3 separate regions of the Homo sapiens genome follow, and regions 1 and 3 are each linked to region 2. A link is a loop called in an ENCODE intact Hi-C map of the cell type or tissue named here. Cell type or tissue: endothelial cell of umbilical vein. All regions are shown on one strand.

Region 1 (2,500 bases), 440 kb before region 2:
AATATAGGATTCTAAGATATGTTTATGGTCGATACTTGTTGATCACTCTTGGTTCCCTCCCCCACCCCCCTCCTACAACCTTGCTTTTGTGATACTTTCCAGGGTCCCCAAACTCAAACCAAACTAGGCTCAGCTGATCTGGAGCAAGGCCCCTTGCCTGCTGATTTGTCAGGCATCCAGACAGGCGAGGCTATGGGAGCTCCCGGTCCGAGGCTGCCTCGGAAGGCTCCTGTTATCCTCTAAGAGAGGTGAAATGCACCTTTCAAAGGCCCAGACACGGTAAAGATTGGATGGCATTTTTGGCCGGGCGCAGTGGCTGACGCCTGTAATCCCAGCACTTTGGGAGGCTGAGGCGGGCGGATCACGAGGTCAGGAGATCGAGACCATCCTGGCTAACACGGTGAAACCCCGTCTCTACTAAACATAGAAAAATTAGCCAGGCGTGGTGGCGGTCGTCTGTAGTCCCAGCTACTAGGGAGGCTGAGGCAGGAGAATGGTGTGAACCCGGGAGGCGGAGCTTACAGTGAGCCGAGATCGCGCCACTGCACTCCAGCCTGGGTGACACAGTGAGATGCCGTCTCAAAAAAAAAAAAAAAAAAAGGTTGAAGATTGGATGGCATTTTTAAGGGGAAAAGTAAACCATGTGTAGCATGTCGTAGCATTGGGAAATAAAGGTTTCGGGACTGTTGTAGCCGAAGAAACTTTGTCGGACAGGGCGTTTCTGGATAGAACGCGAGTAGGGGAAAAATGGGGACCGTTTGATTCGGTTCAAACACGTTTTCGTTGCTCTGGACGCCAAATGGAAACACGGCCAAAATTTAGTTAAAGGACTTCTCTTGCCTGAAGATTTTCGGACGGGGATCTCACGGGTTTGGCCTCTGGGTTGGGATGACAAGTGCCCCTGTGGGATACACAGCCCCAGGCCTCATCGGTCACTCGGCTTACCTCTGGTTCCGCCGGCTGGCCCGTGCGTCCTTGGCCGGGGCAGGAGCAGCGCTGCGCGCGGGGCACGGAGCCTCGGCCGCCGAGTTTTCGGTTTCCAAGTTTCCTTCCCAGGCCTCTCCCACTTCCTCTTCTCACCAGTGCCCGCCCGCCCGCAAAGTCCGGGTTGTGAGGCTGCGCCTCCCCCAGGATCGCGGCCGCCTCCCCCCGGGACTGAAGGGAGGGAATTCCTGTGGGTCCCAGGAGTGCCAAGAGTGCGCAGCAAGACGGGAAATTGCAAAAGACCTCACCCCTCTGCCCTCCCCCGCGGTTTTCCAGTAACTCCCGCCCCTCCGCGCTTGCCCCGCAGCTGATTCATAGCCCCGGCCCGGGCCGCCTCTGCACGTCCGCCCCGGAGCCCGCACCCGCGCCCCACGCGCCGCCGAGGACTCGGCCCGGCTCGTGGAGCCCTTCGCCCGCGGCGTGAGTACCCCCGACCCGCCCGTCCCCGCTCTGCTCGCGCCCTGCCGCTGCGCCGCCCTCGGTGGCTTTTCCGACGGGCGAGCCCCGTGCTGTGCGGGAAAGAATCCGACAACTTCGCAGCCCATCCCGGCTGGACGCGACCGGGAGTGCAGCAGCCCGTTCCCCTCCTCGGTGCCGCCTCTGCCCAGCGTTTGCTTGGCTGGGCTACCACCTGCGCTCGGACGGCGCTCGGAGGGTCCTCGCCCCCGGCCTGCCTACCTGGTGGGTGAAAACTAAATGATTCATTCCTTACAGGCCGCACAGTGCCGAGTCGCCCATTTCTCAGACTGTTTGAAATTCACCATCCCAGCGCCTTTTTCTCAAATGATGGTGGAATGTTTGTTGAGTGGAAAATTCCCACTTGAATCCCTCTTTCCTCTCTCCCAACACATCGTGTGGAGGAGTTCATTGCTTCCCCTACCTCTCCTCTCGTAACCCTTGACTCCCACCTGAGAGAGCCATTTTTCTGGGAATCCGTGTATCTCTCCCACCTGGTCCCTAGCGTAGAAGCGGGAGGAGCTCAAGCACAGGTGGAGAGAGGAATCCCCGGGCGACTCTGCAATAGCGTCCGTCCGGGGCGCTTACCTTCTTCTCCAGCCACTTGAGTGGAAGTGGCCCTCTACATTCTGGAAACCTAGGCACGGAGGGGTTCAGTAACTTGTCCAAGGCCATATGGCTAGCTGTGAGGGCACTGAAATCCGAGCCCGGCTCTCGCAGGCCAGGGCTTTACCCCTGACACCGCGATTCCTTTCTCGATAGTTCTTCATCTGCCCTTCATCCACCTACCCATGCATGCCTGCATCCGTCCATCCATCCTGCCTGCCTTGCTGCGGGAGGCACAGTGCTAGGTGCTGCTGATGGAGTGGCTTGGTAACAGACCTGCCTTGAAAACACTTTGGGAACAAGATATTCAAGAGAAGTAAATGGAAGGGTCTATGAAGGCAGAGAAGATAGAATTGAATGTAGGATACTTAGTTTGAGCTAGAAGGAATTCTGATGGAGGAGAAAGAAATTTTTAGGTTTTATTCCCAAGATTAAAACTGACTTTGGAACATGG
Region 2 (2,500 bases):
TTATTGCTTTTCCAGTCGGTTACAGTATAAATGATCTCAGTAAATCAACCTAACAGTTCTAGGAAAGAGATATTATTTTCCCTGAGCATATTTTAGGGCTTAAGGGTTTAGTAACTTGCCCATTGTTAAATAGCCATGCCATCCCCTTTTCTTGGGCCATTTTGCTGCTCTTAGCATAATGGTAGGTAATGGGCATGAGGTGGGGGTGGAAGAGCAAAGAGTGGGGGCCAAATATCTGTCATAGGACAGATATTTGACTGTCCTGTGAATTACATGTGTATATAAAAATTGTTTCATTAAGGAAAAAAACTGAACTAGCCTTTGATCAGCTCTCGTGAGAATTGACTCACTTATCACAAGGAAAGCATGGGGGAAACTGCCCCTATGATCCAATCACCTCCCACCAGGTCCTTCCTTTGACACATGGAGATTACAATTTGAGATGAGATTTTGGTGGCAACACAGAGCCAGACCATATCATTTACCATTTTGGGCTGTTTTCATAAGTAAATATTGGGAGACTAATTTAGGAGATGCTATTGTTGGGTCCCATTAAACAATTAAAAGGGCTTGCAGGGGAGACAATTGTGTAAAGCCAGGGTGAGAATGCTGACCCACACGTCGAACACTAGACAACAGGTGTATGTTGACTGTCTACTCTGTGATCACTAGAATAAATAAGTGACCTGAATTTTGAGTATAAAAAGGGAAAAGTGTAAAAATGTAGCAAAACTCTGAGCTTCCTTTATCCATCAGGTCCTAGTGAACATAAATACCCATCCCACTTCTCTAACTTCTTTTGATACTGGCTTCTTTCGATAGTGATTTAGTATAACGATCCAACTTTCTGGACTGGGCTTCACAGGGCTGTTGTTTTCACCTGTCCTTTTCCTTGAATTGGTGGTGCACCCCCTCAGAGAGCATGTGGAGTAGGGGGCACCTATAATGCACTCCATTTGGGCAAACTAAGCTACATCTGCTCTCTCCAAACAACAGTCCACGCTGACACATGCTAGGCCTAGTGGGTCCTCATCTTTCCCGGTTTCTAGAGATTCTCCTTTAGTTTAGGCCTGGAGACTTTCTGCTCTGTGTTGATTACTGTTGAGCAGTTTCTGGTGTCTCAATAGTGCTCCCTGCTGGAGATGCTCTATCATCAGATATACCACCTTTGGCAAGAAGTCGGAGGACTCTCCATCAAGTGTGAACCTGGGCTGTTCCTGCTATTCATTACCCTAGAAAGGACTCTGATAAATCATTAAGCTAGCCCTAGGGGGTCTGGTCAAGGCTCAGCTCTTTTATTGTTTGACATTTGTAATTCCTAAGGGTGGAAGGAATTCTCAGGTGTTACTCTAATAACAGCCTTGAGCCAGATGCTCTCCATCAAAAACTCTCTCAATAGTGGATTGTTCAAGAACAGAGTTCAGTATTTATACACATTTAACAAATCTTACTCCTCTCTAATTCACACAGTGTTTTGAAGGGCAGGGGACAGAACTTCTCTGGAGCTCCCAGGGCAAATGCAAGACTCTTAAGGGCCAGGGCACATTTATTAGTATGATCTCCATATCATACCTAACATATTAAAATACATCCCACATCCAGTAATCTTTTTATTTGCTATTTAAAAACAATTTTGAAAATTATTTTTAAAAATTTTGCTTTTGAAATTATTTTCATGTAGGTAATTTAGTTACTGTTATCTCCCAGCAATCAAATGCATTCTTGTGAATTTCTGCCAAGTGAGAGAAAGTAACATAATTTATTTATAAATGTGTGAAATGTTTATTAATAGTAACAATAAAGTTAACATGATACATACTGATGTTTAAGCATTTATTAATTCTCATTTTGCATTTTTTTATTTTGATATATTTTTCCTCTTTTCTTTCTTTCTTTCCTTTTTTTAAAGAGTTCTCAGACCTTTCAAAAGGTCTCAGACCCTAAGCACCATGTTCTCTAATGAATAAGATTGTACAACCAATGTTAATCAGCTTCTCAGGTAGGTAACCTTACCTTATACAACTCATAAGGCTAGGTATTAAGTTGGACTATATAAAATTGATGTTTTTTCTTGTAAAATATGATCAAATAGAAGGAATTTCACATAATTTAAACTAATAGTTTATGTTCATTCTATTCTGCTACTGAACACTATCTATATTATTCCTTTCATCTAACTGGATTTTTGTACCCATTAACCAACTCCTCTTTATCTCCCTTCAGTCCTCTGGTAAACTAGTAGTTTTTGGTTACAAATATAATATGTTTTCCCCCTTGGACACATGGATTTAAATCGTAGAGCTAAGACTAGTAAAAGCAACTGCTGTGCACGTGGCTGGTGCTCAGCATTTGCTGAATGAATGTATGCACACCTAAGCAAATAACCAAACTAAACATAACAATGTAAATAAGAGTTAAATTGCATGGTACAGACGTGTGGTCATGGACCTGGCAGAATATGTTAACCATACAAAGCCGTTTGAAAATTACTTTGAAGTTT
Region 3 (2,500 bases), 77 kb after region 2:
AATGGTGGTGCAGGGTGGGTAGAGACGAGTACAGAAATCAATAGGTATTCTCCAGACATGTTATGTTTGGGATGCCTACTAGATTTTTCAAGAAGAGATGTTGACTAAGCAATTGGTCACTGGGCTCAGGGAAACAATTGCACTGGAGATACAGATGTGAGAGTTGTCAGAGTCTAAGTGGTATTTCATCATAGGTATAGATGTGGGGATGTCGGCGTATAAGTGGCGTTTCACCATAGATATAGATGTGATGTTGTCAGAATATAAGAGGGTATTTCATACCACGAGACCGGATGCAAGGGAGTGGGTCTAGAGTAAAGTGGAGAAATGTGCCATTTTTTTTTAAGTTAAAATATGTTTGTATGTCATTGAGATTGATTCAGTAAAAGGGAGGTATTGATGCTGCAGGAGAAAAGTGGCAGCATTATTGGAGCAAAGTGCTCGATTAGGCTAGAGCAGAGGAAGCTGGTATGCAAGTGGACTGGTGAAGCTTCACAGGAGCATCACAGGCCTCACTTGGCTGAGGTGCAACAAGGGAACTTGACTGAGTTGTAATTGCCATTTCCTTGTTAGCATTCCTCACTAGATTGTAAGCCCAGTGAGGGCAGGGACCCTCCGTAATGTGTTCAACATTATACTGCAATTCCTGACACAACGTCTGGCTCATTCGACAAAGTTGATAACTGTTTGCTGTATTAAATGGACAAATACACAAATTATCCTATTTGGCCAAATGTAGTTCATAAATAAATATCTGTTCACTTGCATGGAATATAAAAATGAAAAACTTAGGCAAATATAACCAAAGTAGGAGGAAAAAGTGACATTTTAAATATCTTTGGTTTGTTAGATATCCAAAACTTTTCTATTAATGAATGTTTGGATATTTTTCCAGATTGTTGAGATAAATTGAATTAAAATAAATTAAATAATAGTTGCTAACATTTGTGAGTGCTTATATGTGTCACGAATTCTTCCCTTAAGCCTTTGTATTTATCATCTCACTTAATTCTTATATCATCCCTTAGATATCTACTACTATTATTATTATTATTATACTTTAAAGATGAGGACCTGAGCCACAGAGATGGTAAGGAATTGCCCTCAGATTAGACAGCAGCTACTTGGTGGCAGAGTTGGAATTGAAACCCGGACAACTTCTCTCCAGAGCCCAGGTAACTAGTCACTTTCAGGTCTTCTAAACCCCAATCTAGTACTCCTTAGTTATTTAAAAAGTGAAGAATAAATTAAATATGAAAGTAACTCCACTAAAACATACCACATAAAGTCAAAGGAAGAATGACAAACTGGGAAAAATATGTGTAATTCATATCAGAGACAAAGACTAATTTATGAAGTGATCATAGAAATATGTAAGAGAAAGACAGGAGACTCAATAGAACAATGGACAAAGGAAATGAATAGTTCGCGAAGAAAAACATATATATGGCCTTTCAATGTATGAAAAAAATGTGCAATCTGACTCAATAAGAGAAAGGCAAATTAAAACCGTGCCAAAATACCTATTTTTTTTTTAACCTATGAAGTTGACAAATATCAAAAGGTTGGCCTGTGGTTCCTGTCGCAAGGCTGTGAGAAACAAGTACTCTTACTCTGCTGGTGAAAGTGCAAAATAATACAAATAGGGCAATTTTAGCACTGTCACAAAGTGATTATCTTTTGACTCAGATCACTCTGGGAATTAATCCTCAGGTACACCTAACCACTTACAAAATGATATATAAACAAGGATATTCATTGCAACATTATTTCTAGTGCGAAAGATTGGAAACACCCAAATGTTCATCAGTAAGAATTAATCAGCTATGACAATGAGGAAGTTCCCACATATTGACTCAGAAAGTTATCCAGGACATGCCATGAAGTAAATAAAAAAAAAAAGGAAAGTAAAAGAAAGTAAAAAATAGTATATATAATATGATATCATTTGCAAAAGACTGGGAGAGAATAAGATTACGTATGAGTCTATGGTTTAACCTACAAAATAAGTACTGGAAGAATACTCAGAAACTTATATATGTGACAACCTGTAGAGGTAGGATGAGGTGGGAGCGAAGAAGTGTTTTTAAACTCTTTATATATACTTTACATATAATAACACAAATCTCACGGAAAGTTATGAGTAGGGAAAGTAAGATACTCAATGTATACCTTGTTTTATTTTTGATCTTTGAACCATGTGCATATTTTGTTATTTACAAGTTAGAGAGAAAAGGTAATGATAGCTACACTCACAGAGCACTTCCTGTTTGCCTGGCACTGTGCTAAGCATGTTGTCTTTGTTATCTCAGGTATTCCTCACAGCAGGACACATTATTATTCCCATTTAGCAGGTGAGGTACAGGTTTAGAGAAGTTAAGGAATTTACTTAAGGCGCAGAGCCAGTAAATTGTGGAGCTGGGATCGAACCCAGGCCACCTGGCTCCAGAAGCAACGCTCTGAGCTACTATTCTACTCTCATGGTGGTTTTAAACATTGA

What was found. Hi-C counts contacts between places; a loop is a spot of excess contacts. Peaks named below come from ENCODE experiments on the same cell type or tissue, not always from the same donor. Only the 100,000 strongest peaks of a DNase experiment are listed, where the experiment ranks them.
Region 1: a loop joins it to region 2, with 3 times the contacts of the local background. A loop is called at or near these places in 3 of 110 quality-filtered maps.
Region 3: a loop joins it to region 2, with 4 times the contacts of the local background. A loop is called at or near these places in 3 of 110 quality-filtered maps.

What each region holds. Positions count from the first base shown.
Region 1 is chr5:38,844,723-38,847,222 of GRCh38, forward strand. OSMR (oncostatin M receptor) reads left to right here and starts at 1,290. Exons shown (of 18, transcript NM_003999.3): 1 at 1,290-1,665. It overlaps OSMR-DT (OSMR divergent transcript), which reads right to left and starts at 1,107. Exons shown (of 4, transcript NR_109951.1): 1 at 946-1,107. In endothelial cell of umbilical vein, no CTCF peak of the experiment used is centred here; a DNase peak (open chromatin) is centred at 1,149; H3K4me3 peaks cover 1,817 bases; H3K27ac peaks cover 1,156 bases.
Region 2 is chr5:39,282,382-39,284,881 of GRCh38, forward strand. C9 (complement C9) reads right to left here. Exons shown (of 11, transcript NM_001737.5): 11 at 1,759-2,500. Among named protein-coding and RNA genes, the nearest start is that of FYB1, 64 kb to the left of the region's middle. RefSeq lists a silencer at 789-953. In endothelial cell of umbilical vein, a CTCF peak has its summit at 1,127 (motif pointing left); a DNase peak (open chromatin) is centred at 1,120.
Region 3 is chr5:39,359,223-39,361,722 of GRCh38, forward strand. All of the region lies in intron 1 of C9 (complement C9), which reads right to left. Among named protein-coding and RNA genes, the nearest start is that of C9, 4.0 kb to the right of the region's middle. In endothelial cell of umbilical vein, no CTCF peak of the experiment used is centred here; a DNase peak (open chromatin) is centred at 1,439; H3K27ac peaks cover 2,203 bases.